Regions from separate parts of the Homo sapiens genome. Here region 1 is linked to region 2. The links are chromatin loops, found by intact Hi-C in ENCODE. Cell type or tissue: PC-3. All regions are shown on one strand. Each heading gives the region's core, and the rest is flanking DNA. Links, peaks and the distances in the headings are about the cores only.

Evidence for each region. Hi-C counts contacts between places; a loop is a spot of excess contacts. Peaks named below come from ENCODE experiments on the same cell type or tissue, not always from the same donor. Only the 100,000 strongest peaks of a DNase experiment are listed, where the experiment ranks them.
Region 1: it touches region 2 in a loop (2.6-fold over the local background); 3 of 110 quality-filtered maps call a loop at or near these places.

The regions. Positions count from the first base shown.
Region 1 is chr11:101,611,979-101,627,686 of GRCh38, reverse strand. No RefSeq gene overlaps it. Among named protein-coding and RNA genes, the nearest start is that of TRPC6, 36 kb to the right of the region's middle. In PC-3, for the core only: no CTCF peak of the experiment used is centred there; DNase peaks (open chromatin) are centred at 8,796 and 9,586; H3K27ac peaks cover 655 bases; H3K27me3 peaks cover 328 bases.
Region 2 is chr11:101,840,928-101,856,635 of GRCh38, reverse strand. No RefSeq gene overlaps it. Among named protein-coding and RNA genes, the nearest start is that of CEP126, 66 kb to the left of the region's middle. In PC-3, for the core only: CTCF peaks have their summits at 7,949 and 8,154 (motif pointing right); no DNase peak of the experiment used is centred there.

The sequences.
Region 1 (15,708 bases), core at 4,746-12,745, 230 kb after region 2:
ATAATATATACAGAGTCACTGAATGTTCTGGAAATTTCTGTTTCCTTCTCCAAGTTCACACTCCACCTTTTCCAGTGGGCTGTGTGCCTTAGGAGGCTGACCTCTTTAACTTCATCACTCACATTCCCTCACTCTCTAGTTTGTGGGTGGATTTTGCAGGTGACTCTTATTGGCTGGATATTGGTGAGTGGGAGTACAGAAAGATGGAGATGTTTGCTTTTGAGATTCTGCAGTGGTTGCACCCTCTCTCTAAGGTTGTCGTTATTAATGGGTAACTCCTGTCCCACAACTGTAATTTTTGCTGAGTTCTGTTATTAACTACCTTCTCTTACCCCATTAGACCAAAGGAGTACAAAAGTTTCTAGCCATTTCTTGTCCTAGAATTCTTAATCCTTCCTGTGTGTTCCTACAACTTGCCTACAGCTTTTCAAAATGATCTCTTCCCAAAATTCTCTTTGCTTTCTTCTTTTAGTATGACATCTCTCAAGACCTTGATGGATACCCCTGTTTGACATAAATAAATGAGGCTTGAATATGTGACCATCTCTGAGGACACATATGCTAACTTTTCCAGCTAGCCATCAAGATTAAACTCATGAGATTTTCATGCTTAAATTCGTGAACTTATCTCAGGAGTTGCACAGATTAGGTGTGGGGCATAATCTTGCTATTACCTAGAAATTCCTGGGATTACCATTAGTATGGAAACTTGCTAGGCCTCCTCCTGGAAGGAACAGTGCATGCAATGAACTATGTCAGTTAAGGACCTCTGGACACAAATATTATAAAATTAGTCAAAAATAGCTGGCACTTATCAAATGCTTAATGTACATTGGAATAATTGCTTTACATTCATTATGTCATTTAATTATAACTTTTTCTACCACTACTACTCCAATAAAACATAATAAAACTCATCCCAGGCTCTGGGGATTTTACTACATTTGAGTATATAACTCTCCACTGTAATGTTTTGCCCCATTAGTTGACAGCTGTCAAGATGATGAGAGGTTGAAAGGGCGTATACCAAGATATCTCTAAATCTCCTTCATTGAAAACATTTTATTTCTCTAATTAAATCTGTCACCTGAAACAGCACACATAGACGAATTTTCCTCATGGTGAAGTGACTCAGGAGGAAGATTCCTTTGATTAGCATTTACTGCATATCTGCTATGTGTAAGACACTGTCTGTCAACCTAGGAAGATGAACTAAGTACAGCCTATGCCCACAAAATGCTCATAAACATGAACACATAAACAAAGTGAGCATACAAATACAAAGTGTGACCTAGGTTGCCAAGTTGTAGCACATGAAGGACCCTTTGAAAACTCTAATCCGTCCTCCTCATCTTATACATGAAACCCAACTATAAACCCAACTAGTGTAAGAACTTCCCAGGTCTGAATTCATGGAGTCACTCATTAGTTTAATAATTAAAATTTAAATTGTTAGAGGGCCCTATTCCATGTATTGGAGGAGTAGAATGCCTTGTACAGTGTCAGCAATTTGGCAAAGATTTAAATTTTAATAGTTCTATCCCACTCCAGTTTCATATTTCTAGGAACCCTTGGTCTTATTCAGGACTTTCCCCACCATGGCCATTCTGTCGTCTTGTCTCTGAGATCTTTAAGACATTTATCATAGTCTCTTGTCTGTGTGTGATGTCTCTGAAGCATCACCCACAGAAGGCAGTCTGTAGTTTGGAGGGAAAGGGAGAGATACATTGTAGCATGCCAAAACCTGTACAATTTAATATTAAATATCCTGGTTCATAAATAGCATCTGGACATCCCCTACCTGAGGAATTACATGGAAGAAATAGCATGAGTTGGGCTCTGAAGAACAACAGAATTTTTTAAAGTTAGAAGTTGGGGGTAGGGACATTTAGAGAAGAAACGTTCGAAGTAAAGGTTCAAGTCAAGGATGGGGCATGAACAAAAATCTTTCACAAAAATGACTTCCCTACTTGTCCACCACTACTCTGACATACACACCATTCATCTGGCAACAATAGTACCCTGAACTGTCTTAGGGAATAGTGGTTTTGCTAAATGGAAGATGCGTAAGTGAGTACTGTGGATAAAACCTAGAGAGGTGGCTTGGGTGAAATAATGGAGAGTTAGCTAAATGTGGTGTGTACGATGGAAGCGTGTGAAGGTTATTGAGCAATGGAGTTTCATTACCAAACCTGGGTTGTTGGAAGATTAATATGGGAATAATGTATGTGCTAAATTACAATAGGGAGAGGTGAAAAGAGGAAGGCTAGCTGTCATGAACAGAGGGATGTGCTCCCCAAGTGGGGCAGTGCTCCTGGGAGTGTTGATCATAGACAGCCTTCTGTTGTCAGACTTGCTGTGGATTGCCTCACCTACAGAGAGTTCTCTCAGCCAATGGCAGACCCCTTGGATTAGTGGCTCACCTCCGGTCACTGATGTATGTTTAAGTATAAAGGCCTGGACATACTGGCCCAAATCGGGCAACCCTGTAGTGTCCATCTAGCTTCTGAGCTTCTCCTGGGAGGGGGGTGGTGGGGTTGGGCTGACCTTAGACCTGACTTTTATCTCTATGTACTCCAGGTTCCTTCCTCTCCCTTCCACAGGTGTTGATTCCAAGGGTACACTTTAATCAGTATTTGGCACCTTAAACTACATCTCAGTCTCTTTTCCAGAGAAGTCAATCTGAGATATTGGTTAGAACATGATTATCCTAGTCTAGGTGAGGGGCAATAAAGACCTGAATTAGAACTGTCTCATCTGGAATAGAAAGTTCAGATATAAAGGAATCAGTTTCTCCATGGTATAGCTTTGCTGCCATGTAGATGTTATTGGGGATTCTGTAACTAGGATTCACTAGGACTAAGTCTGTGTGACTACAGAAATGATTCAGCCTAGTCCATTCAAAGCATATGTGAAAACACGAATGAGAGAATAAATCCATGAATGGATTAGTAAGTGCAACAGATGTGTTAAGTTCATTTATCATCTCATGAATAGAGTGGGTCCAGAAATAATTATTCTACTGTTTGTAGGGCAACAGTAACAAGCCATAGAGAAGCTGACTGGCTGTCTGCGTTGTTGCATCTGACTCGGCTGTACTTGTATATACAAAGACTGTGATCAGAAAAGCAGCACAGAGCATTTTCAATGAGATATTTGTTGTACTACAATTGCAAGTTCCACACATGCTAATCAGGAATTTGAGTTATCCTAAACAGGTATATGTTACTACAGTCCACTGCCAGCTGGGAAACATGAAATGACCTTTTGTTTTGCATTTAAGGTATCAGATTTATAAAAGGATACACTGAAATTTCACCAAGTATTTGTTAACTATGAATCAGCCGGGAAATTGTTTTTCAACACTTTGATTTTATGAGCTAGTAAAAAATAAAACAAGATGGTAAGACCAATTTTACAGTAAATGAGCTTGTTCTGTTATAATTCATCTCTTTCTACTAAACATAGCAAAAATAAGACCTGGATAATTTTAAATATTATCTTTTAGGTACTTGCTCATTGGGTTTTTATCCCATTAAGAAAAGACAGTTCAGGGGATGGCCTAATTTCTACACTAATACAGTCAGCTTCCTACCCTAAGTATGTCCATAGCTCAGACACACTAATCCTTAGACACTAAAATATACCTACTCTCCAAAGAACATGTATTGTTGTGTAATATATTATTCTTATCAAATATATTTTTATTCCACAAATACTTATTGAGGACTAACAGTGTACTAAATAACACACTAAGCAGGGGGATCTAATGTTATAAAAGAATAAAAGCACTGAAGGAGAAAGGGAGAAGGGGAGGGAGGAATGGAACTCTTGACAGTGTCACTATTACTGAAGATTAAAATAACATAAAACCCAAAAAACATTCATTAGATTTAACATCTTGTACATTATAAGCAACTTTTGAAAAGCAGTTTCTGCAGGGCAGAGGACAAAATGTGGTGGGTTCGTATTTTCACATCAAGAGAAGGAAGTGGACACAGCAGATTCTTTGAGTTTTTTGTTTGTTTGCTTGTCTGTTTGTTTAAGTTCTGTCACCCAGGCTGGAGTGCAGTGGCACAGTCATAGCTCACTGCAGCCTCAAACTCCTGAGCTCAAGTGATTCTCCTGCCTCAGCCTCCTGAGTAGCAAGAACTACAGGCATGTGCCACCACACCAGGGTACACAGCAGGCTCTGAGTAGATTTCCGGGAACTCAATGTGAAGCAAAGGAAAAATGCAGGGCAGTGACTTGGAAGAGGAATAAAAGCAGAGAAAGAAGCTTTTTTACAGATGTGAAATAATTGATCTTATATGCTGAGAGGAAGAAAACAACTACTAGAGAGGAAAATGCAGAAAATACAGGAGAATGAGGAGATAAATGAGGCAGCCTGGGATGGGACTGTGAAGATAGGGGTTGAGGATGGGTTTCAACAACAACCAGAGTAATAGCAATAATGATAATTAATAAGCATTGATCTCTATGTGCTATACCTGCCTAAGGATTATATATGTTATTTAACCTCCCCCATAACATTGTTAGATGTATATAATTATTATCCCATATTTTAATGGTAGCTTAGGAAAGTGAGACACAAAGAGGAGTAGTGTAGATGCCAGGCAAGTTTTTAGGTGGAGAAAGAAGTTGAGATGTTTGCTTTGGTGGGCCTCACTTTGGTCTGTAAGGCAGAAGGTGAGTAAATCTGCTGAGAATGAGGAGGAAGCTGATACAGCTTGTGAATTGTGAAGGCTGGAAATGGTTGTGAAGGAAACTGGAAATCATATGAGACTTCCTTAGTAGGTCTGAAGAAATTAGGTTCAAGATCATGGATTTTCATAATTCCAATCAACTTAATTGTACAATTTGCTCTAGGAGCAGAGGAGGAGCTCCCAGGAGCAGAGGAGGTAGACACAGTGTTGACACCAGGATCACAGTCTTTCTCTGTAGCTCCAAGAGCTTCTAGCATCTTGAGGACATCAGTGTCCACATGATGGCCATAAAGTATCCCATTGTTAAAGTTCCTTGACCCTCTCCATTCCAATGACCTTCCTTCTCACTCCATTTCATCCGCTCATTTCAAGGACATTTCATGGACTTGTTATAAACCTTATTTGTGCAATATACGTTCGGAGACCTCATTAAAACTAGCAGTACTTAAGTCCTCCATCTTTTCCCAAGCTATGAGATTCTTCCTATCCGGCCCAGATCCATACTTTCATCATTTTAATTATTTATTTGTAACTTTCTTTTCTTTTCTTTTCTTTCTCTTTCTTTCTCTTTCTTTCTTTTCTTTCTTTCTCTTTCTTTCTTTCCTTTCTTTCTTTTTCTCTTTCTTTCTTTCTTTCTTTCTTTCTTTTATTCTTTCTCACTCTTCTATCTATCTATCTATCTATCATCTATCATCTATCAGTCTATCTGTTTAGAGACAGAGCCTTGCTTTGTCACCCAGGCTGGAGCACAGTTGGACAATTATAGTTCACTGTAGTCTCGAAACCTCCTGCTTTGGCTTCCTGAGTAGCTAGGACTGACTACAGGCATGGCATGTGCCACCATGCCCAGATAATTTTTTTTGGAGGGATGGGGACTTGCTATGTTGCCCAGGCTGATTTTGAACTCCTGGCCTCAAGCAATCCTCCCACTTTAGCCTCCCAAAGTGCTGGGATTACAGGTGTGAGCCACTGCACTCGGCCTTAATCATTTATTGATACTGTCCAAACTACTGCCTCCCTATTTGTATGTCCTTGCACATGCTCCTCTCTTTGTCTAGTACATAGTTTTCTGCTTTCTTTGTCCGGAAAAAGCTGTCCTATATGTCATATGTAGCATATGTCTTATTCGTTCTCTAGGAAACCTTCCTTGGCTCCTCTCATCCCTAAGGATTTTTTAGTTATGTATCTCCCATAGGCTTCCTCCTGGAGCACTCTGCATGACTCCTCCAGTTTATTTTCTGGTCTCCCATACAGTTAAATCACGAGGCTCTTGAAGCCAGAGATTCTGTTTTTGTTTAATGTCTATGTGCATATAATTTACCATAGTGACTTAAATAGAGCAATTGCTTAATAAACCCTTGAAAGATATAATCAATTTCTTTTTAATATTAATTCAATACTACATAAATGTTCTTCCACTCATCATTTCCCAAGAACATGAAAATAAAATTCTGAATACAGACACACATTCACTGTCTAAGAATTTAATGAGGTTAGACTGATATATACTAATTTTCAGTAATATACACAAGCATTCAGAAGTCTTGATGCTATGTTTATCCTTTTATTATTTCTTAGACACTGATGCATCACATGCTATTCCTAAGAAAGTATCTCAATATTAACATGAGTGATATTAGCACTGAGGGGCTGACAAAGTTACTATACTTTAAGGAAAATATTTTTTAAAAGGGAATACATTTTGTATTTCAAAGCTTTGTGCTATTTTTACAACCACAGAGAAATTAAATGAGATCTGATAGGGCCTAGCTTTATTACTTGTATTACGCTTCATTACTTGCATCTTGGAGTAGCTCAAATCTGTCCTCACTGGAGATAGAATATTATTTTTATTTTGATATGTAAAAATAGTGATAAACAGTTTATCTTTAAAAGTTTGAAGAGTTATATATGTTTTTAAAACACTGGAGAGTTATGTAGAATTTCTAAGACAAAAGTAACAGAATAGGAGGAATGATCTTGTGTAAAAGTGTTGAGAAGGTTATGATGCATCATCCAAATATGGAAGTTTATGATGAAGCCACCCAATATTCCTCTGCTTCCCTCCATGACAGCTCATAAGATGGAGCACCTCTTGTTATTTCAAGCCAAGGGCCTTGTCTAACACTCTCCTCCAACGCTTAGCTCATGGCTTGCCTCCTTCAGGAAGACTTACTGGACACTTTGGTTAATTTAAATTCCCCTTTTCTGTGATCTCGCGGGACCCAGACATTACTTTATCTATCCAAGCACCCAGAGCTCTGTATTTTGATTTTAGTGTATTTATTGGTTTCCCTCCTAGACCATAAGCTTCTTTAGGTCATGGATCATGTCTTATCTGATTGTTCATCCCCTCTCTTTCTTAACAGAGAGCTTGGCACAGAGTAACTGCTGAATAAATATTGATGGTTGAATGGATGGATACATGGATGCATGAGATGAATAAGTACAAAATACTAGATCTTTGCCTCTTTCCCTGCTTGTAATGCAGACAGGGTATATGTTGGAGCTAGAGAGTGGAATATGGGAGATTTGTGGTTAAGAGTGTCTCTCTTTTCTCTTACCACCAGTTGTTTTTCATGAGATTTATACTTCCCATATATAGTAAACTTCCTAAAGCAATTAGCTCTACTGTTCAATTCCATCCTGCAAAGATCACATATCCATCAGTCTATGCACAGAGCTCACAGAGAGATAACCGTTTTGACACAAAAAAATCCAATTCTAATGTCACTGAGCTGCCTGCAGATGTCACTCAGAGATAAAGCCCGTGTCTCTGTACCTGTCTTTCTTCATTCTGGGCCACTGTCTCTTTAGGTAAATAAAGAGGAAGAGATGAGGATTCTGTTGCCTGTTATGTGCCAGGCCTTATTCTAAGTGTTTTACTTTGTGTCATCTCATCTCGCCTTCACACAGTACTGCAATACAGGTACAATTTGTAGATAAGAAAACTGGGGGCTAGCTACATTCATTAGAAGCAATGGGACCCATTGAAAAGTGCACCAGCTTTAGATTTAAGCATTGACCTAACCATGTGCCAAGATATTACCTTAGACAAGCCATTTACCTTTCCTAACATTCAGTTTTTTAGTCTGTAAATGTCAATAATAAATGCTTTCTTTAGAGAGTGGTCATAAGAGTTAAAGCAACTAGCACAGTGTTAGGCACATAGTGTTAAACAGATCTACTTTATTATACAAATAGTCTAATATCATTCTAGTCAATAGTAAAATTAACTCCAGTTTCGGAAGCCCATGTCCCCAGCCTGCCACAACTTCATCTTGAGACAGGAATACTGGGTGGTCACAGAAGCGAGAAAATGTCAAGCAGCAATTTCATATGGCAGCAAGAAAGGAGCTGTTAAAATTAGCTACAGGCTGGGTGCGTTGGGCCTGTAATCCCAGCACTTTGAGAGACCAAGGTGGGCATTTCACGAGGTCAAGAGATCAAGACCATCCTGGCCAACATGGTGAAACCTTGTCTCTACTAAAAATACAAAAAAATTAGCTGGTCATGATGGTGTGCACCCATAATCCCAGCTACTTGGGAGGCTGAGGCTTGAGAATTGCTGGAGCCGGGAGGCAGAGGTTGCAGTAAGCCGAGATCACGCCACTGCACTCCAGCCTGGTGACACAGCAAGAGTCCATCTAAAAAAAAAAAAAAAAAAAAAATTAGCTTCAATGACAAGGATGAGCCTAGGCTGATAAGACCCTAACAGAAAGGATATGGGATAACCTGGTTGAAACTGGCTAAGTCCAACATGGTGGTGGATTTGACCCATGCCCTATCCAGACCTAATTATATGCTCATTACCATACTAAATTACACACCCACCAGCACCACAACAGATCCGAGCAAGCCCATAAAAATAGGTGCCACCCCAATTCTAAGAAATCACCACCTTTTTTTCCTAGAAAACCTCATGATTATTCCACCCCCTAATTGAGAGGAGCACATTAGAATAGAAAATTCCTTTGTGTGTGACTTGTTCTCATGAGCATGCCTGCACTTCTCTCTTACGTGTGTACTTTCTCTTCACAATACAAGCTTCTTGTCTTTCGCATCATTCTGACTCATTCCCAAATCCTTTCTTGTGATGGTGTCAAGAACCTGGATACTGGCTGGGGCTAGGGTTTCACTAGCATCTGGGGACCTTCCTGAGCCCTCCAACAATAAGCTGACCTCATCAACCACACCATGACCAATACTGAACACATTTCCCATTGGGGCCACTTGTTATAAGGGAAAGCAGAGAGAATTTAGAATCTGAGGACATGTGAGTGTCATCTCTGGCACTTAACCTGGTCTTGGGCAGGTGATTAAAGTTCTGTAAGTTTCTGTTTTCTCATCTGTAAGATGGTGATAATACAATGATACAATGAGATAATTTATGAAACACATTTGTAATAATATGTTAGTGTCCTCCAAAGATTACTATTACTAGTATCACTACTTCTATATTTAGTACTTATTCTTCTACAATCATGCTGAGTTTTCTACACATTATCTCATTTAAACCTCACAAAATGCTTGATGTACTGACATTTGTCATACAGTAATTACAGCTGGAGAAATTAAAGCTTAGGGAGTTTAAGTCACTTTCTCAAGGTAAAAAAGCCATTAAGTGGCTGAGTTGGGATTTCAACATATGTCTTCATACTCCATGACCTAAAAATGCTACTGTATGGCCTGTAACGTGGCACAGAAAGTCCCTATTCAAACTAGTTTACCATGTGATATGATGGCAGCAGTTAATTGTATCATGTAACTGAATGTTTAATACCTGTAAGAAGGCATTTGAAAATTTTCTCTATGATTCATTCTCAAATTACTTCCTTCTGAATTAGTAGGAGCTGTGGGTAGTTCTGCACATCTTGCCATTACTCATCCTGGAAGATCTATTGCTAAGACAGAAGGAGAGGAAATGTTACATACATTTCCAGAGTACTGAGGGCTCAGGCATTGATGAAGATGAGCCAGTCAGATGGGAGTGGGTCCCTGGCAAACTCCTACTGGCCTGCGCGCTGGGAGGAATGCTCACTGAGGTGGATCCTTGGGAAGTTTGCCCCGTCTGCAGCTGGGAGGAGCCTGGCCCCTCCTCTTACGGTGTGTGGAACCTGGAATTCAAACTGCTGGAGGGAAGCACTCTAACGGGACCCTGGCCTTGTGGAGAGTCTCTGTTTCCCCCTTTTCTTCCTTTTCACCCAATAAAACCCTGCTTTACTCACCCTTCAAACTGTCTATGAGCCTAAATTTTCATGGCCATGCGATGGACAAGGACCCTGTCTTCAGCTGAACTAAGGAAAAATCCTGCAACAAAGGCAGTGCCAGGTACTGAAGAGAGCTCCTGGTTTGATTCACACACTAGAAACCAGCTTTGCCATCTTGCAGCTTTAGCAGGAAAGCATTCTATACCTCATTTCCCTCATTCATAAAATGGGAACAATTATACTTCAATTACTTCGTTAACCTGAAAGCACAAAAGGTGATTCAAAAGCCAAAGATTTCCAAGAAGATAACTAGAAAGGCAGGGCAAGTCTGCAAGCCTTTGCCAGACAGATAGCGTTAAAAAAAATCACCCCTCAGTGTGAGACACTTTATGATCCAAATATCCAAGTTGAACTGGGATTTGTTTCATGAGAAGCAGTGGAGCCAATATGAAGGGGAAAACACAATCGCAAATATGTTGTAATCTGAAGAATGTGATTAAAGAGCAATATTTGTTACTCAAAAGCCCCCACAAAGTGTGGCGTACTTGTGAAATACCCATAAATGAGTACCCTCTGTCGGGATGAGACACTATAGGACAAGTTTTAGCTTCATCAGCATGTCAGTGCTTATGAGCCCAAGTAAGTTTCATTGCATGATGGAGCTGCTGCCTTGCAGAGTGCAGGGCAGGGAAAAAGCTTTCTGAGAAAGAGACTTCAGTCCCCTTGCTGTAAGTCAAGGTTCGCAAAGGAACATCTCAAATCACTCCTAGGTCTGCCTACAGGGAGAGGTGAGTGGACATTAAGGCTTTCAGATATTTCTGGGCTGTGAGGCAGGCACTTTTCATGGTTTCTCAACAGCTTCCCATGTTGCTTACCACAGGAGAAGAATGTGCTTGTTCTACGTCTTTTATTGCTGTGACAGTTGTTTTTTCCACGGCTAACACCAGTTCTTTTGTGCATTTTAGTAAGCATGAGCCTGGTTCCCAGGATCTGACCACCTTGAGGCATTGACCCAATTATGTCTCTGAGCCTTCACAGAAAAGGGCTACATCCAGTCGCATTTTCTCAGAAGGTGCTGCTTCCCCATGCATATAGGCACACTCTCACACTCAGAGCATGCCCATTTTAGATGAAAGAAATAAACGTAGTTAGAGACCTGCTTGCCTGCCATGGAAGGGAATCTTGGACACTAAGATCGGCATGTGATTTCCTATAAAATTACAAGAGAATGTGCTCTTCCAAAAAGAAATGTAGTCTTTTTTTTTTTTTTTTTTTTGCCTGAGGCAGGTCATGGAAAGTGACTGATACCAACATTTGCCATCATCCCTTTTTTGTGACCTTGCTCCCACTTCCTGATTCCTCAGATCTGTGTGAACCAGACTGAAGCTCAGTAGTGCAATAAAACTTTATGCCATAAAATTCAAAATTCATCTGAATATTTTAGTCCAAGTTAGTCATTTTCCAACTCTAGCAGTGTGTGAACATTGAACATGCTCAGTGCACATATGTTCATACCACATCCCAGGACAGGAGATGATCATGTGGCTGAATGAGTGAAGTCTTCCACTTATGCAGTGTTCTGTATCTTCAAATTCAGAAGAGTACAAAGTGCTCAATACATACATGGAGGCTCAGTTAGACACATTTTTCTCTTAAAAACCATTGCCTCATTTACCAACTTTCTTCTATCAGCCTCTTTGAATTCACTTGCATGAAAGCATGAGTCAAATACATAAAATTTTCTGAAGACATCATAGAGGAGACAGAGGAATTCTTCTCACACGTTCCACAGCCAAAATTTTGGAAGAAAAGACATGACAATAGATTTTTGTTTGTTCAAGTTTTTTTTTAGCCAAGGATGCTGGGCTACAGAGGAGCATTTTTCTTAAAGTAGAATCACTGGCACCTCATTGATGCTAGCTCCCTTTCCCCTAGATCTTCCTCCAGGAATTTGAAATTGCCAGTCATTTTTGGAGGACTTATTTTCCATCTCAAGAAACTTATAAGCAGTTTCTCAATGGAGGATAACCTGCTGTGTGAGGAATTCTTACACTAGCTTCTAAAAGACAAATATCACAGTTCCTTATTATGTAATAATATAAAGAATATTCTTATTTTTATGTGTGTGTCGGTTAATATGCTACAGACATGAGGATATTTCTTTTTGAAACATTTAGAACAGTGGAAATAAAAATAAACTACAGACTTCTATATTTATAGATTAGAGATCTATTTAAAAGTAGTGCTCTATACTCTTCTGTGGAATGACTGGTTAATTATATTTAATGACTGAAAAATAGACACATTGAAACAGCACACTGTATCTCATAAATATATGTAATTAGTATGTATCAATTAAAAATAAAATAAAACTTTAAAAAAATTAGGAAAAAAGCTAGTCTACTAGGTTAAAACCATTAGTCATTAATACTAATTATGAAAAAGGATATATTATCATAGTCAGTGGTCTGTATTTTGGAAAACTTTGGCTGTAGTTGAGTATGTTTCTCAGAAAGAAGACATATGATTGAGGCAAATCTGCTGGAATCACACCTTCTATGTGGTTATATAAATGATTTGGAGGGACAGTTGCTTTATCAGTCAGGGTCCAGGTGGGAAAAGAGAAATCACTCTAGCTCTTTCAAATACAGTTAATTTGATACAAGAAATGGTGGAACTGGGATAGAAAGGATGACAAGCAAATACGAGGTGGTGAGCAACCTAGAGATTTAGCAGCAACAGTAAGACAACGGGGTGATGCCCGACCTTGGACACCAGGGCTGTGTAGAAGGTGCTAGAAGAAGAGTGGGTACCTGGGTGGGTGCTGGGAACCCAGCTTGGTCAGATTGTGAGCCATGGTGAAAGTGTAACTGCTGCCAGACACCATAGGAAGCAGACAGAAAGAGGGAGGGAAAGAATTACCCTGGTTGCTCCCTTCCTCCTGTCCCCCCATCTTCCATGATTGCCACCAAGTACCCAAACTTACCGCCAGACCAAAAGAAATGGCCTAGGCAATGTAGCTTCCTATGATTCAGGGCATAGGAAAGAAAGGATAAGAAATGGATCTGAGAGGAAATGGAATTTTGACATGCATAAATGCTCTTCTTATAATCTGTGTTTGAACTAATAAGAAACTTAAAAGATATAATTTCACTGGACAAATAGTTGGAGGAAACCTAGTCATGTACTTTCCCCACTACCCTTCACCAACCTATTGAGCTCTTCATTGAACACATCCTTACTCTCTTACCTCCTTTATCAAAAAACTGTTCTTCCTTAAGTATCATAATCCACCTAGGCTCATGTCATCCCGCCGTAACTATGTTCCACCACTAATCCATGTGTCCTCAAATATGTTACGTCCCTCTCTATTCTTTCAGCCAAGATTCTTTGCAAAAGAGCATATACATGGTTTTTACACTTTTTATTATTCACTTTAATCTGATTTCTGCTGTTACAGACTTTAAATCTGACAGAGTTTTCCAATAACTCATCTTTTACCAAATTGAATGGGACTACCGCTTATAAAACTTTGATGCTGAATTTGATTCTATTTATCTCTCTCTCCTTTAAATTGTTTCCTAACTTGTCTCTGTGAGACCAGTTCCTGTAAGTTTTCCCTTTCTTAAATAGGGAAGGGTGACTTTTCTCCATGGGAAGAAGAAATCGGGGAGAAGGCAATGCTAGGCTGGGAAATAATAAAGGACTCTTGGAAAGAAGAAGTTAGAAGATAAGTTTCAACATCCCCAACAATCTCCCCGGCCAAACCCCCTATTTTGTGCCAATTAAATGGATACCAATAACTGTGAAATCCCTGGTAAAACTACCACATTTTTCTGAAAAGGAAAGGAAATCTTGTAGTTCAAATAGTTCCCAGCAGAGTGGATTCTTTCAGCTCCCACCCACAGGCCTAGCTACCAGCCAGCTGCCATATGCAAACTGTCTTCATAATGCAACGAGGCTGAGCTGGGAATATCACCCTCACCAGTGGTTGGAAAGGCTCCTGTATAGCTTCATACCCAAGGGCTAAAATATAGAGAAAAATTAAGTTCTTCAGCGTGAGTTTCAGCAACACTAACAAATGGCCACTTCATGGAGTCCAGTCTATCCAGTGTTTTGGGTTCCAGGAGTTCTCTCTCTCTGCTAGGTCCTTGGACTCTATCAGGCCTCTCATACTGTATCCAAGACAGCTGGCTGGCACCTGCATTCCTCTCTCATTCCTACCCAGCTCTGCTTCTTTGGACTCAGCCCTATTTTGAGTATTCCATGGTTCATCTCAAAAAGAGATTATCCAGGGCATATCTCTGACATCCAGTTGCCATTTCTGTCTCTGCTCTGCCCTCCTGAATCAAACTTTTGTTTTCTTCCTCAAACCTTGAGGCTCTGCCACTTGATATAAATCTTGTGGCTACACTTTCTTAGGATCAAACATTTCTGCCCCTGGTGGTGCCTCCTTACTCCTGTGAATTACCTCTCCCTTGATGTCTTCCTGTGTCGGATGACAGAAAATGGATGGGAGCAAACAACTGAAATGGTTAAAGCTTGCTCTTAAAAGACATGTGTCTGGTGGCTGAATACTTCTTATACAATAAATTAATTAGTTAATCAATATTACTGAGCCTCTACCCATACTGTTTCCAGCTGTGCCAAACAGCATGGAGGAGGCAAAAGGATACTCTAAAGAGTGTATGATCTAATCAAGTAGATTAATAAATAAGTGAATACAAGTAGTAAATGATTAGACCCTAGTTCCAATCTGGGCTCTCTCACTACCTGTGTAACTGTGAGGCTTAGAAAGGTAAATCACTTTCCCTTCCTATAGTATAGGAATTTAAAACATATCCTTTTGGATTATTGTGAGGATCAAATAAGAAGATGAAAATAGAACGTATGGCACACACTGAAAAGCTCCCATTTTTTGAGCACTGCTTCAGTAAGTGTTCAATAGGGTAAACAGAAAAGACTTTGAGTATTTGAAACAGGAAATGCAATGCTCACAGTTAGTTACACAGGTGGTAGGAAATCTACAAAGATCACAGGAGGTGAGGGAGGCAGCCCAGAGATTAGCAGCAGCAGGAAGTCACTACCATCCTTAGGCTGGAGGGACTGGGGAAGATCTGGGTTATAAGCAGGGTCACCCATCGGAAGTTGGAACCACAGTGGCATGTGCAGTAGTAGCAGGAGCCACAGAGCAGCTGCCCCTAATGCTGGAGAAGAAGCCCTTGGCACTGAGGGAGGGAGAGATACTTTGTTTTCCATTTTCCTCCTCCTTCCTCCACCTGCAGTCTTCAGGAGATAATTTTCATTAGCTGAATCCAGCTTATTCAGAAATAGGGAGAGCAGCTGAAAAGATTTATTGTCCCCCACCAACTATTCCTTGGCTCCCCTTGCAGTACAGGCACACAAAGGTGAGGACAAGGAAAAGATTTAAGGACAAGCCTGCCCAGCATTGGCACAGCATTTGCCTTGGGTATGCGTGTGTATTGTGGGGTGTAGGGTGGGTGGGGTGGGAGAGAGGTTCACAGATGTATGGTATTTGTGCTGGAGAGACGCATGACATGGCTAGGGTGAGAGATCATGTAGGGGTTCTAGAGAGAGTAGGCCTAGGCCAGAAAGCAAGTGGTCTTTTTTTTTTTTTTTTTTCCAAGACGGAGTCTTGCTTTGTTGCCCAGGCTGGAGTGCAGTGGTGTGATCTTGGCTCACTGCAACCTCCACCTCCTGGGTTCAAGAGATTCTTCTGCCTCAGCCTCCCAAGTAAGTAGCTGGGACTACAGGTGTGTGCCACCACGCCT
Region 2 (15,708 bases), core at 5,038-13,037:
AATTGCCCTGGCCAGAACTTCCAACACTATGTTGAATAGGAGTGGTGAGAGAGGGCATCCCTGTCTTGTGCCAGTTTTCAAAGGGAATGCTTCCAGTTTTTGCCCATTCAGTATGATATTGGCTGTGGGTTTGTCATAGATAGCTCTTATTATTTTGAGATACGTCCCATCAATACCTAATTTATTGAGAGTTTTTAGCATGAAGCGTTGTTGAATTTTGTCAAGGCCTTTTCTGCATCTATTGAGATAATCATGTGGTTTTGGTCTTTGGTTCTGTTTATATGCTGGGTTACGTTTATTGATTTGCGTATATTGAACCAGCTTTGCATCCCAGGGATGAAGCCCACTTGATCATGGTGGATAAGCTTTTTGATGTGCTGCTGGATTCTGTTTGCCAGTATTTTATTGAGGATTTTTGCATCAATATTCATCAAGGATATTGGTCTAAAATTCTCTTTTTTGGTTGTGTCTCTGCCTGGCTTTGGTATCAGGATGATGCTGGCCTCATAAAATGAGTTAGGGAGGATTCCCTCTTTTTCTATTGATTGAAATAGTTTCAGAAGGAATGGTACCAGTTCCTCCTTGTACCTCTGGTAGAATTCAGCTGTGAATCCATCTGGTCCTGGACTCTTTTTGGTTGGTAAGCTATTGATTATTGCCACAATTTCAGATCCTGTTATTGGTCTATTCAGAGATTCAACTTCTTCCTTGTTTAGTCTTGGGAGGGTGTATGTGTTGAGGAATTTATCCATTTCTTCTAGATTTTCTAGTTTATTTGTGTAGAGGTGTTCGTAGTATTCTCTGATGGTAGTTTGTATTTCTGTGGGATTGGTGGTGATATCCCCTTTATCATTTTTTATTGCGTCTATTTGATTCTTCTCTCTTTTCTTCTTTATTAGTCTTGCTAGTGGTATATCAATTTTGTTGATCCTTTCAAAAAACCAGCTCCTGGATTCATTGATTTTTTTGAAGGGTTTTTTGTGTCTCTATTTCCTTCAGTTCTGCTCTGATCTTAGTTATTTCTTGCCTTCTGCTAGCTTTTGAATGTGTTTGCTCTTGCTTTTCTAGTTCTTTTAATTGTGATGTTAGGGTGTTAATTTTGGATCCTTCCTGCTTTCTCTTGTGGGCATTTAGTGCTATAAATTTCCCTCTACACACTGCTTTGAATGTGTCCCAGAGATTCTGGTATGTTGTGTCTTTGTTCTTGTTGGTATCAAAGAACATCTTTATTTCTGCCTTCATTTCCTTATGTAGCCATTAGTCATTCAGGAGCAGGTTGTTCAGTTTCCATGTAGTTGAGCAGTTTTGAGTGAGTTTCTTAATCCTGAGTTCTAGTTTGATTTCACTGTCGTCTGAGAGACAGTTTGTTATAATTTCTGTTCTTTTACATTTGCTGAGGAGAGCTTTACTTCCAACTATGTGGTCAATTTTGGAATAGGTGTGGTGTGGTGCTGAAAAAAATGTATATTCTGTTGATTTGGGGTGAAGAGTTCTGTAGATGTCTATTAGGTCCGCTTGGTGCAGAGCTGAGTTCAATTCCTGGATATCCTTGTGAACTTTCTGTCTCGTTGATCTGTGTAATATTGACAGTGGGGTGTTAAAATCTCCCATTATTATTGTGTGGGAGTCTAAGTGTCTTTGTAGGTCACTCAGGACTTGCTTTATGAATCTGGCTGCTCCTGTACTGGGTGCATATATATGTAGGATAGTTAGCTCTTCTTGTTGAATTGATCCCTTTACCATTATGTAATGGCCTTCTTTGTCTCTTTTGATCTTTGTTGGTTTAAAGTCTGTTTTATCAGAGACTAGGATTGCAACCCCTGCCTTTTTTTGTTTTCCATTTGCTTGGTAGATCTTCCTCCATCCTTTTATTTTGAGCCTATGTGTGTCTCTGCACGTCAGATGGGTTTCCTGAATACAGCACAGTGATGGGTCTTGACTCTTTATTCAATTTGCCAGTCTGTGTCTTTTAATTGGAGCATTTAGTCCATTTACATTTAAAGTTAATATTTTTACTTGTGAATTTGATCCTGTCATTATGATGTTAGCTGGTTATTTTGCTCGTTAGTTGATGCAGTTTCTTCCTAGCCTCGATAGTCTTTACAATTTGGCATGATTTTGCAGTGGCTGGTACTGGTTGTTCCTTTCCATGTTTAGTGCTTCCTTCAGGACCTTTTTTAGGGCAGGCCTGGTGGTGACAAAATCTCTTAGCATTTGCTTGTCTGTAAAGTATTTTATTTCTCCTTCACTTATGAAGCTTAGTTTGGCTGGATATGAAATTCTGGGTTGAAAATTCTTTTCTTTAAGAATGTTGAATATTGGCCCCTACTCTCTTCTGGCTTGTAGAGTTTCTGCTGAGAGATCCCCTGTTAGTCTGATGTGCTTCCCTTTGTGGGTAACCCGACCTTTCTCTCTGGCTGCCCTTAACATTTTTTCCTTCATTTCAACTTTGGTGAATCTGACAATTATGTGTCTTGGAGTTGCTCTTCTTGAGGAGTATCTTTGTGGCGTTCTCTATATTTCCTGAATCTGGATGTTGGCCTGCCTTGCTAGATTGGGGGAGTTCTCCTGGATAATATCTTGCAGAGTGTTTTCCAACTTGGTTCCATTCTCCCCGTCATTTTCAGGTACACCAATCAGACGTAGATTTGGTCTTTTCACATAGTCCCATACTACTTGGAGGCTTTATTCGTTTCTTTTTATTCTTTTTTCTCTAAACTTCCCTTCTCACTTCATTTCATTCATTTCAACTTTCATCACTGATACCCTTTCTTCCACTTGATCGCATCGGCTCCTGAGGCTTCTGCATTATTCACATAGTTCTCGAGCCTTGGCTTTCAGCTCCATCAGCTCCTTTAAGCACTTCTCTGTATTGGTTATCCTAGTTATACATTCGTCTAAATGTTTTTCAAAGTTTTTAACTTCTTTGCCTTTGGTTTGAATTTCCTCCTGTAGCTCAGAGTAGTCTGATCATCTGAAGCCTTCTTCTCTCAACTTGTCAAAGTCATTCTCCGTCCAGCTTTGTTCCATTGCTGGTGAGGAACTGTATTCCTTTGGAGGAGGAGAGGTACTCTGCTTTTTAGAGTTTTCAGTTTTTCTGCTCTGTTTTTTCCCCATCTTTGTGGTTTTATCTACTTTTGGTCTTTGATGATGGTGATGTACAGATGGGTTTTTGGTGTGGATGTCCTTTCTGTTTGTTAGTTTTCCTTCTAACAGACAGGACCCTCAGCTGCAGGTCTGTCGGAGTTTGCTAGAGGTCCACTCCAGACCCTGTTTGCCTTGGTATCAGCAGCAGTGGCTGCAGAACAGCGGATTTTCGTGAACCGCAAATGCTGCTGTCTGATCGTTCCTCTGGAAGTTTTGTCTCAGAGGAGTACCCGGCCGTGTGAGGTATCAGTCTGCCCCTACTAGGGGTGCCTCCCAGTTAGGCTGCTCGGGGGTCAGGGGTCAGGGACCCACTTGAGGAGGCAGTCTGCCTGTTCTCAGATCTCCACCTGCGTGCTGGGAGAACCACTGCTCTCTTCAAAGTTGTCAGGCAGGGACATTTAAGTCTGCAGAGGTTACTGCTGTCTTTTTGTTTGTCTGTGCCCTGCCCCCAAGAGGTGGAGCCTACAGAGGCAGGCAGGCCTGCTTGAGCTGTGGTGGGCTCCACCCAGTTCGAGCTTCCTGGCTGCTTTGTTTACCTAATTAATCCTGGGCAATGGCGGGCACCCCTCCCCCAGTCTCAGTGCCACCTTGCAGTTTGATCTCAGACTGCTGTGCTAGCAATCAGCGAGACTCCGTGGGCGTAGGACCCCCTGAGCCAGGTGTGGGATATAACCTCCTGGTGTGCCATTTTTTAAGCCCGTCGGAAAAGCGCAGTATTAGCGTGGAAGTGACCCGATTTTCCAGGTGCAGTCTGTCACCCCTTTCTTTGACTAGGAACGGGAACTCCCTGACCCCTTGTGCTTCTCGAGTGAGGTAATGCCTTGCCCTGCTTCAGCTCGCGCACGGTGTGCTGCACCCACTGTCCTGCGCCCACTGTCTGGCACTCCCTAGTGAGATGAACCCGGTACCTCAGATGGAAATGCAGAAATCACCCGTCTTCTGCGTCGCTCATGCTGAGAGCTGTAGACCGGAGCTGTTCCTATTCGGGCATCTTGGCTCGCTAGTTCCTCCCAGTGGTCATTTTCCAGTCCTCAAATGTATAATTGGTTTTGCCATACTTGGTGGTTGGTAGAACACCCTCCTTGGATTCACAGCCTGTTGGGGAAAGCTATTATTGTGGAAAGGTCAAGAGGAAGCACCTGAAATCACCCTATGCAATACCAGCCATGATGGTAAATGAAAAGCAAAATCACATATTACAAGGGGACAGGGAATAGTGGAGATGAATGTCACTGTTGAAGATCTAAAGGATGTAGAAGTGGTAGCCATATCATAGATCTTTTCAATTTACCACTCTGGCCTCTGCAGAAACCATATGGATCTGGGAGGGTAACTATAACTAACTACTACAAGCTTGACCACGTACTAGCCCCAGTTGCAGCTGTCATGTCAGGTATGGTATTTATGCTAGGCTAGATTAATATGGCTGCTATCCCAATGAGAAAAGAGGATCAGAAACAGTTATCACTGAGTAGACAAAAATACAGATTTATGGTTTTCTCCAGGCTATGTTAACTTTTTCTCCCTCAGTCTTCTCATAGTCCAAAGAGATCTGGATCATCTAGACATCCTGGAAAAATCATGTGCTAAAGTATCATGTTGATGACAGTTATGTTGATCAGTGCTGCAGACTGAAGGTTTGTGTCCCACCAAATTCATATATTGAAATCCCGACCCTTAATGTGATGGTATTAGCAAGTGGGGGCTTTGGCAAGTGATGAGATCATGAAGGCAAATACCTCATGGATGGGATTAGTACTCTTATAAAAGAGACCCTGAGAGCTTGATTCTTTTACCATTTGGGGACACTGAAAAGATGGCTGTCTGTAACTGTAAAGAGGGCCCTCACCAGAACTGGATCATGCTGGCACCCTGATTTTGCACTTCTCGCCTCCAGAATTGTAAGAAATAAGTTTCTGTTTATAAGCCACCCAGTTTGTAGTAATTTGTTACAGCAGCCTAAACTAAGACAATTAGGTGGAATGAACAAGAGGTGGGTAGCATACAGGAGGCCTTTATAAGACACACACACCTCAGAGGCTGGGAGATAAACCCTATGAGGATTCAGGGACTTGTCACATTCATGAAGTTTTAGGAGTCCAGTGGTCAATGGTATTCTGGGACATTCCCTCCAAAGTAAAAGATAAATTATTGCAGCTTCCACCTTCTACCACAAGGAAGAAAGTCCAATATCTGGTGGGCCCCTTGATCAGACAGTAGAAGAGGTAGGGAGCAGGCCTGAAGAGGCCATGTGTCATTTTCCAGGGAGGATCCATATGCATTGTCTTTTAGCATAAGGCAGTAATAGTTGAATGATCGGCTTAAAAAAGGGGGTGGGGAAAATGTACATTATGTAGCAAAATAATCTCATCATAGTGTCAAGTATCTAGAATATCTTAATCTTCGAAGCCATCAGTCTCTTTTTCTGAGTGCTAATTTGGACTTATCAGTTACCTTAATGAGGAGAAAGCATTAGGGAGTAATATGCCTCAATGAGGAGAAAGCATTAGGGAATAATATGCCTCAATTTAACCTACAAATGGACATTGTTTATAATTTTAGCTAATATTAATCTGTTACCATGTATTCACCATGGTTCCACAGAGAAACACAACTGGTAGGAGATTAAAATACATAATAATACATAACATACTAAATATATAATACATTGAAATACATAATGCCCATTTGCCCCTCCACCCTTTTTTTATGAGAGACAGAGATTTTTAAGGAATTGGCTTGTGTGCTTTTGGAGGCTGGCAAGTCCAAAATCTACAGCGTGGAAATTTAGGGGACAGTTAATGCTGGAGTTTGAGTCCAAAAGCAGTCTGCTGGCAGAATTCCCTTTTTCTGGGGGAGATAAGTCTTTTTCTTTTTATAATATATACATATATATTTTATTTATTTTTGAGATGGAGTCTTGCTCTGTTGCCGAGGCTGGAGTGCAGTTGTGGGATCTCGGCTCACTGCAACCTCCGCCTCCCGGGTTCAATAAATTCTCCTGCCTCAGCCTCCTGAGTAGCTGGGATTACAGGTGCCCGCCACCACGTCTGGCTAATTTTTGTATTTTTGTTAGAGACGGGGTTTCACCATGTTGGTCAGGCTGGTCTCGAACATCTGACCTCATGATCCGCCTGCCTCGGCCTCCCAAAGTGCTGGAATTACAGGCAGGAGCCACCGCGCCTAGCCTACATATATATTTTAACTGGACAGATAAATTATATGTATTCATCATGTACAACATGAAATTTTGAAGTATATATAAATTGTGGAGTGGTTAAATCTAGCAAATTAACAAATATATTACCTTACATAGTTACCATTTTTGTGGTGAGAACACCTAACATTCACTCTCTTTGCATTTTTCAAGAACTGTATATGTTGTCATTAACTATAGTTACCATGCTGTGCAATGCTCTTGAACTTATTCCTCCTATCTAACTATAATTAATAATGTATCCTTTGACCAATATTGCCCCAATTCTCCTTCCCCAACAACCACCCCAGCCTGTTAACCACAACTCTACTCTCTAATTCTATGAGATCAACTTTTTTAGATTACACATATTTTCTATGAAGGCCTTCAACTGATTGGATGAGACCTGCCCACATTATAGAGGGTAATCTCTTTTACTCAGTCTATTGATTTCAATATTAATCTCATTTAAGGTATACCTTTACACAAATTTCTAGAATAATGATTGACTAAATAACTAGGTACCATGGCCTAGCCATGTTGACATATAAAATTAACCATCACATCACAAAACATAGTTATCTTCCTTAGTCTGGACAACCCCTTCATTTTACAGATGAGAAAACATAGAAATGAAGTGACCTGCATCAGGCTCCGTGGCAAGATATTGACCAACTGGCACTCTTAACTCCTTCCATGATACCGTAATCTACAGATTCCCATATGGGAACATCTGGAATGTAAACATGTTCACTTTCTGCAGTTGAGTTACTTTCCTACTTTATAACGTTACTTATAGTACACATGTAGGTTCCCAACACAGGACTAACAATAGTCACAACAGACATAAAAACAAAAACCCACAATTTGTGAAATAATGGAATTCTTAGCTCACAGCCTATTTGAGGCTTTCTCTTCATCTAATTTATGGTAATACCTAGGAATATTAGCTATCCATATTTATATCAATCAACATTTGTGAATTTTGTTGTTGAACATATACTTAAAAACTGGCCATAAACACCAGCAGCTGCCCATGTGTCATTTCTAAGGTCAATAAATTATAAAGTAATACTGGTGACATTCAGTAGGTGATGTAGTCTATTTGAGTGTCTCTGTATCAGTAGCAATGCTTAAGTGCCTTGTTACATGTTGTCCTACTTTTTGGAAGGTGAGAGAGTTGTCCAACCTTTTTGAAAGGTGAAACACATGTTGGTCTCTTCCATAGGTTCTGCATATTGCTTCCATGGGAACAGAAGTACAACCACAGCCAGAGTGGTAGAATAATGATCTACATTTTTCTATACAAGTCCTAATCTTCCTCCTAATGTATCTATGTATATGTGTATCTAGGTACATGAATACATATGATTTTGCTTCTCCCTGCCTTTCTGTTTTGACACCAGTTGTATTTAAGTGAGCATTGTACTTTTAAAAGTGAAATGCTCACTTAAATATGAGTCGTGGCAAAACAGAAGCTCATCTGCTTTCTCTACTTCAATGCCTTTGTTAAAGAATAATCTCTACTCTGGTTCCTGACAACCTTAGCTTTAGTGATGTGGCTAAGTGTCCTATATCCTTAGACCTGAGGATGACAGTGGGCCAAACTCTGCATGTAAATGAGCGCTCCTCACAATCCTGTTTGTGTATTTCCCCAAAGCATATTTTATGATATGCCTTACCTATGTTCCAGATTTGTATGATGGTTCAATGTTTTTCTAAGGTTTTAAATTTTAAAGTGAAACATATTTATTGAAAACAATAGCAAAGAGTTAAGTTTAAAACAAAGTATGACATAGTTACATGAAATTCTCAAAATGTCCACCAGCAGGTGGCAATATAATCCTAAATATTACTGGTAATAAAAAATTACATTTATAGACGATGAAAATAATATTAAATCCATAGATTAAATTCAGTTTTACGCATATGATTTTTCTAGATGAAGAATTTTCTTTTTATGTCCACTTAAAAGCCATAAACTTCATTCATTTCATGACTTTAAAAATATATAGTAACATTAGAATACATCTTTAATAATAAAATCAAACTCAATTATATATATTGATTCTGAATTTATGAGAATTCATAAATTCTCCCATGTTCAGGCCATTTCAATTAAATAAGAATCTGAGGGTTCAATCTAGGTATTGGCAATTTTTTTTCTTCAATTTTAATGTTAAGTTCAGGGATACATGTGCAGGATGTGCAGATTTGTTACATAGGTAAACGTGTGGCATGGTGGTTTGCTGCACAGATGGTATTGGTAATTTTTAAAGCTCCTAGTGTGATTTTTAATCTGAAGCTAGGGTTAAAAGTCACTGGTTTAGATCAGTTCTTCTTAGTTGACCTCAGTGCACCTGGGCCGTTGTTGGCTTTCTTACCTCTCCAGTTGATGCTGACACACACTAAAGTTTGAGAATGGCTATATGCAAATATTGTTTATTTCAAAGGTTCAAAATACCTGCACTTAAATGTCTGGTCTTTATTCATTAGGAAAGTCCTTCTAAAATCAGGTGCTTTCCCCAACTAATTAAAAAATCGTAGACACTTTTGCAACTAGCTGCTAATGTTTGGATCTGAACACTTCTCTAACTTAAAGCACTAATATATATGTTATTAAATTATATTGTTTCGTTCTATAACATATATCATAAATTAAGCTTGTATACATGTATACAAAATGAAGTTAGTGAAAAGATTAATTTCTTCAAATATTCTGTAATTTTACTGAAATTTAGTTGGGTTTGTTTTTCACGTGTGGGACTAATTAAAGACTACCAAGGAGCTCATCTTAGTTTGGTTAACTTACAAAATAAAATCCAGAAATAGATGGAAATACCTTAGAGTAGAGATTTGCATGTTTTACTGTCTATTAGAATCATCTGGGAAGCTTTTAAAACTCCCAGGTACAGGCCACACTCATTTCAATGAAATAAGAATCTGAGGGTTTGATCTAGGTATTGATAATTTTTAAAGCTCCCAGTGTGATTCTAATCTGAATCTAGGGTTAAGAACTACTGGTTTAGATCAGTTCTTTTTAAAGGTGTAGGTCCATATACACCACCTGAAAATCTTGTTCACGTACGGATTTTCATTCAGTAGGATTGGGGCAGGTTCTGAGATCCTGTGTTTCTAACTACCTCCCAAGGTGATGATGCTGCTTAGCTCTTTTAAGTCAGTGGTTCTCAAAATTTTGTGTGTATCAGAATCACTTGTGAAAATCGGTAAAAAGTGGGGTCACACCTCAGTCAACTTCAATGTGCCTGGCCATTGTTGGCTTCATTACCTCTCCAGTTGATGCTGACACACACTAAAGTTTGAGAGTGACTGCTTTAAGACAGCTAGAATTCTTTAGTTTAGCAGTCCTGAAGATTGCACTTGAGCAGTTAGTTTCTCTGATAATAACATTAACGTTGGCTGGCAAGTTGTTTATCCTGGTTTGATGCTCTTTCCACTGGTTAGAAGGACCATCCACCTCCTCTAGTTGTAGAAATTCTATCTGCCTTTAAGGCCTGACACTAGTCAATTTGTCTAAGAAGTCTTTTTGATAATCATCTCAAATAGATTTGAACTCTCATCCACCTGTGGACGCCTGCATAGGCTCCTGTAGCACTTTTCTCTTCCATTAGTGTTAAAATTAAAACCAGAAGCCGAATTTTCCATTTTTATATGTCTTCCTTTACTCTGAAGTCTCCCTTGATAAGATTTGATTATTCCTGTTCTCACCTTGGTCTCTGTTGTATCCCTATTGATACTTGAAGTCATGAATATTTATCATCTGATATGTGGAATAAATATTCTGTCTGGGGAAGAGTTATCACTTGATTTTGGCTGCAGCTTGTTACATATGCTTCATAAACATGGACAATGTGGGTCTTCTATGCCACCATATTCACTATATCTTGCATATAGTGGATATTCAAATGTTGCCATTGGCTTGATGAATGGCAGGAATGGAAAGAAATGAGAATGAAGCCATGAAGGCATTTGATGGGGTGATAGAGATTTAAGAGTTGATCTTGTAACCATCATGACTAAATTTGTCAATAAGAAGGTGGCATAATTCTTTTCTTAATTTTAATTTTTTAAAATATAGAAACTTTCGTAACAACAGGATGAACTGAAGTGAGAAGAGACAGAAGGCAGAGGGTTCTATTAGGAGGATGTCATAATAATCAAGATCAGATTACACACCAAAGTATGAGATACAATTTATATGGTTTGGCTGTGTCCCTACCAAATCTCATCTTGAATTGCAGTTCCCATAATCCCCACATGTTGTGGGAGGGACCCGGTGGGAGGTAATTGAATCATAGGGGTGGTTGCCTTCATGCCGTTCTTGTGATAGAGAGTGAGTTCTCACAACATCTGATGGTTTTTTAAGGGGCTTTCCCTCCCTTCACTCTACACTTCTCCTTGCTGTCGCCATGTGAAAGAAGGATGTGCTTGCTTTCCCTTCTGCCATGATTGTAAGTTTCCTGAGGCCTTCCCAGCCCTGCAGAACTGTGAGTCAATTAAATCTCTTCCCTTTATAAATTACTCAGTCTCAGGTATTTCTTCATAGCAGCGTGAGAACAAAACTAATACAACAAGTTAGCCCCCATTTCATTGAGTACCTACTATGTACTGAATATAATGGGAAGTGATTATTATACATTATCTTTTATCGTTATAAAAATGCCACATGGCATATAGTCTCAATTTACAGATGATAAAAATCTAGGCTCAAAGAGGTGAAGTAACTTGTCAGAAGTCAAACATGAGAATTAAAACTTGAATCCCAGACTGTCCAACTCCAAAATCTTACACTGCAGCAATGGGAATGATGGGGATGGAACAAAGAGGGAAGGTTCTGAGATACTTTTATTTTGGGTAGAATTGACTAAATGATATCACCAATTCGGGCTTCTGAAAAGCAGAATGAGGAAGGAAGAAATAATATTTTATGTAATACTACTATAATTATTTACCTTTTGCTGCCAGCTGTGATTATAAATGCCATTATGTAGTGAGGGTCGATGTGATATGATCTGGCTGTTTAAGACCTTGGTTACAAATTGCTAGGAAGAATGACCCAGGAGAAACAAAGAGAACCTAGCAGTTACATCAGACTCTGGTTCAGCCTCTCTCGTCATTTTTCTGGTTCTCTTAGTGTAATTTTCTAATAGATTAGACACACTGTAAAATAAAGGCAAGCAGCTGGAAGAAAAAGAGCTTTTGCTAATATTTAGTGTGGGAGGTGGGTGTGAGGTAATCTCTTATGACTCCATTTTTATGTACCTATTAAAATGCAGTGTTTTTAGAAAAACTTAGACAATAAGTGTGCATTCCAGTACATTTTCAAATAATGAAGTTACAGCTTGAAAGATCAACAATAGGGTATTTATTCATATTGCATAAAATAAAAAACTCTACCTACTTTCTACTTGTATAGTCTAAATCAATTTAATCCTATTAGAATGGGAGAAAGCATGATATAACTCCAGATAATAAAAATGGATTGAAATTTCTGATAACTATAGTTTGTCTGTAGTTTTTAAAATACTATTGCAAATTGGAAGGCCCCCACTCCCCTCCCCTCCCTCCCTCCCTTCCTTCCTTCCTCTTTCTCTCTCTCTTTCTCTCTCTCTTTCTTTTTCTTTCTTCTTCTCTCTTTCTCTTCTCTCTTTCTTTCTCTTTCCCTTCTTTCTTTTCTTCTTTTTGTTCATTCGTTTTTTTTCTTTAGTTCCTGTACAATAGCACCACAAAAATGACCCTAGAGATCATCTTTTTGCACACCTATTGTATTCATGCACATCAAACTGCTTCAGTATATGTAGTACCTAAAACTCAGCATAACCATAGAAACTAATAAAAGGAAGAAATGTTTCATGCTACTCAAGGGTATTCTGTATCCTTTCCAATTTGCTTAATTTTGTCATCGCTTTTGTTTTTTAAAATTATTTTGCATATTCTGAAGAAAAGGTCTTAGAAAATATGCAAAGCATAGAGGAAGGATTCCCTATAATTTTGCTATTCAGTGCCAACTACTGATAACGTGTTCTAAGTAACTTTGGAATGCAAATATATGGACTTGCTCACCCAATTTTGTAATGGAGTACATATTACCTGATTTTGTAATTGATACTGTGTAGGAGAGTGTTGAAAATTGTTGGAAGGGAGGCATACTGACATGGATATTGAGTGTGAAACCAGAAGACTCAACAGAGAATTATATTTATTTCACTGGAGGGCCCAAGGGACATGTTCACCATCAGGAATGCACTGGTGAGAGGGAAACCAGCATCATTTAAAAATGTGTGGTGACTCTTCTCTGGCCACCAGGATTGACAGTAGAAAAGTAGGCATAGAGCTGGGTTTTTAATTGAAATGTGGATAATGGGGTCACAAAACAATAGAGATTGGTGGTGCTTAACAGAAGCCAGATTACTGTAATGGTCAGCAAGTTTGGAAAGGCAGTCCTCAAAGTAGACTGATCAAGAGGGAATTGCAGAGATGGATAATAGAACATGGTGTCTCCATGGGCAAACTACGTAGGCAGCCATCAAGGTGCAGTTAAACATGTTAAAAGAAGAAGAAAGCAGAATCAATGAGTGACAGACTGACATTACTTAACCTCCACAAACAAGTCACGGTATCTCTCTCAGAATCTGGACTTCATCCATTTCATAGCCCTGGAATCTGTTGACTGAAGAGGTGGTCAGGATAAGTTTGCCAACTAAAATATAGGATGCCTAATTAAGTGTGAATTTAAGATAAACAGTGAATAATATTTTAGTATTTGTTCTATTTTATAGTATACTTATAAAATACTTATCTTTTATATATATATATATTTTATTATACTTTAAGTTCTAGTGTACATGGGCAAAACATGCAGGTTTGTTACATATGTATACATGTGCCATGTTGGTGTGCTGCACCCATTAACTCATCATTTACATTAGGTATATCTCCTAATGCTATCCCTCTCCCCTCCCGCAACCCCACAACAGGCCCTGGTGTGTGATGTTCCCCTTCCTGTGTCCAAGTGTTCTTGTTGTTCAATTCCCACCTATGAGTGAGAACATGTGGAGTTCGGTTTTTAGTCCTTGAGATAGTTTGCTGAGAATGATGGTTTCCAGCTTCATCCATGTCCCTACAAAGGACATGAACTCATCCTTTTTTATGTCTGCATAGTATTCCATGGTGTATATGTGCCACATTTTCTTAATCCAGTCTATCATTGATGGACATTTGGGTTGGTTCCAAGTCTTTGCTATTGTGAATAGTGCCGCAATAAACATACATGTGCATGTGTCTTTATAGCAACATGATTTATAATCCTTTGGGTATATATCCAGTAATGGGATGGCTGGGTCAAATGGTATTTCTAGTTCTAGATGCCCGAGGAATCACCACACTGACTTCCACAATGGTTGAACTAGCTTACAGTCCCGCCAACGGTGTAAAAGTGTTCCTATTTCTCCACATCCTCTCCAGCACCTGTTGTTTCCTGACTTTTTAATGATCGCCATTCTAACTGGTGTGAGATGGTATCTCATTGTGGTTTTGATTTGCATTTCTCTGACGGCCAGTGATGATGAGCATTTTTTCACGTGTCTGTTGGCTGCATAAATGTCTTCTTTTGAGAAGTGTCTGTTCATGTCCTTCACACACTTTTTGATGGGGTTGTTTGTTTTTTTCTTGTAAATTTGTTGGAGTTCTTTGTAGATTCTGGATATTAGCCCTTTGTCAGATGAGTAGATTGCAAAAATGTTCTCCCATTCTGTAGGTTGCCTGTTCACTCTGATGGTAGTTTCTTTTGCTGTGCAGAAGCTCTTTAGTTTAATTAGATCCCATTTGTCAATTTTGGCTTTTGTTGCCATTGCTTTTGGTGTTTTAGTCATGACATCCTTGCCCGTGCCTATGTCCTGAATGGTATTGCCTAGGTTTTCTTCTAGGGTTTTTAAGGTTTTAGGTCTGATGTTTAAGTCTTTAATCCATCTTGAATTAACTTTTGTATAAGGTGTAAGGAAGGGATCCAGTTTCAGCTTTCTACATATGGCTAGCCAGTTTTCCCAGCACCATTTATTAAATAGGGAATCCTTTCCCCATTGCTTGTTTTTCTCAGGTTTGTCAAAGATCAGATGGTTGTAGATGTGTGGTGTTATTTCTGAGGCCTCTATTCTGTTCCATTGGTCTATATCTCTGTTTTGGTACCAGTACCATGCTGTTTTGGTTACTGTAGCCTTGTAGTATAGTTTGAAGTCAGGTAGAATGATGCCTCCAGCTTTGTTCTTTTGGCTTAGGATTGACTTGGCAATGAAGGCTCTTTTTTTGGTTCCATATTAACTTTAAAGTAGTTTTTTCCAATTCTGTGAAGAAAAAATACTTATCTTCAAATACTTATGCTAAAAACTATTTATCTGAAATGTGAATTCATCTTAGTGGCCTGTATTTTTTTTTTGCTAAATTTGGCAAACCTACCCCTGAAGAAAGAATCTTGCAATATCACAAGAAGTCATAACAAATGTCTCCTGTGATGAGTCCTCTGATCTTTCCCCGGAGAGCCCCATGGCTTTTACTTAGGGGACTGTGCACTAGACATTCTGAGGAATATCGGACACAGAAGTTGGGTTGGCACAGATCGCTGGAGACCAGAAGCCTCACGTTGGCTCCCTATCTGATGGCTGTTTCTTTGGAATTGGAATGTATAAGTGGGATTGATATACAGAGCAGTTGGAGTAACCACCACATTTGGCCCTTGGACTTTTGGGGAGAAGACCAAGTGGGGGCCTCTGAAACTGCATGGATTCCTTGGCATCCTCTACCTTCTACCAAGATAGCTAAACAAAAAGATTACATCTGGCATCTCAAGAGATATGATAGAGATTAATACCACCTTTAAAGATCGTAAGGATGCAGGAGTGTTGGTCCTCATCTGTTTAATTCTCTTGTTTTTCATCCATAGATGCTGATAGATGCTGATAGATCCTCAAGAAAGATTATAGATTACCATAAGTTTAACTAAGTATTAGCCCTGATTGCTGCTGCTGTGTTGGGTGCGGAATCATTGGTAGAGATAGTTAATAAAGGCTTAGGTACATGGTAAGCAGACAGTGATTTGGCAAATGTGTTCTTTTTTACCCCAATCAGAAAAGAGTATCATAAACTGTTTGCATTCACATGGAATTGGCAAAAATGTACACAATAGCTTTGTCCCAGGGCCTCCTCTGTCACAATGTAGTCGGAAGAGATTTGAACCTTGTAAACACTCCACAGGAATGTTTATAGGCCTTCCCCCAAAAAAGGCCAAGGACCCGGTGTGGTGGTTACTCCAGCTGCTCTGTATATCAGTCCCATTTATGCATTCCAATTCC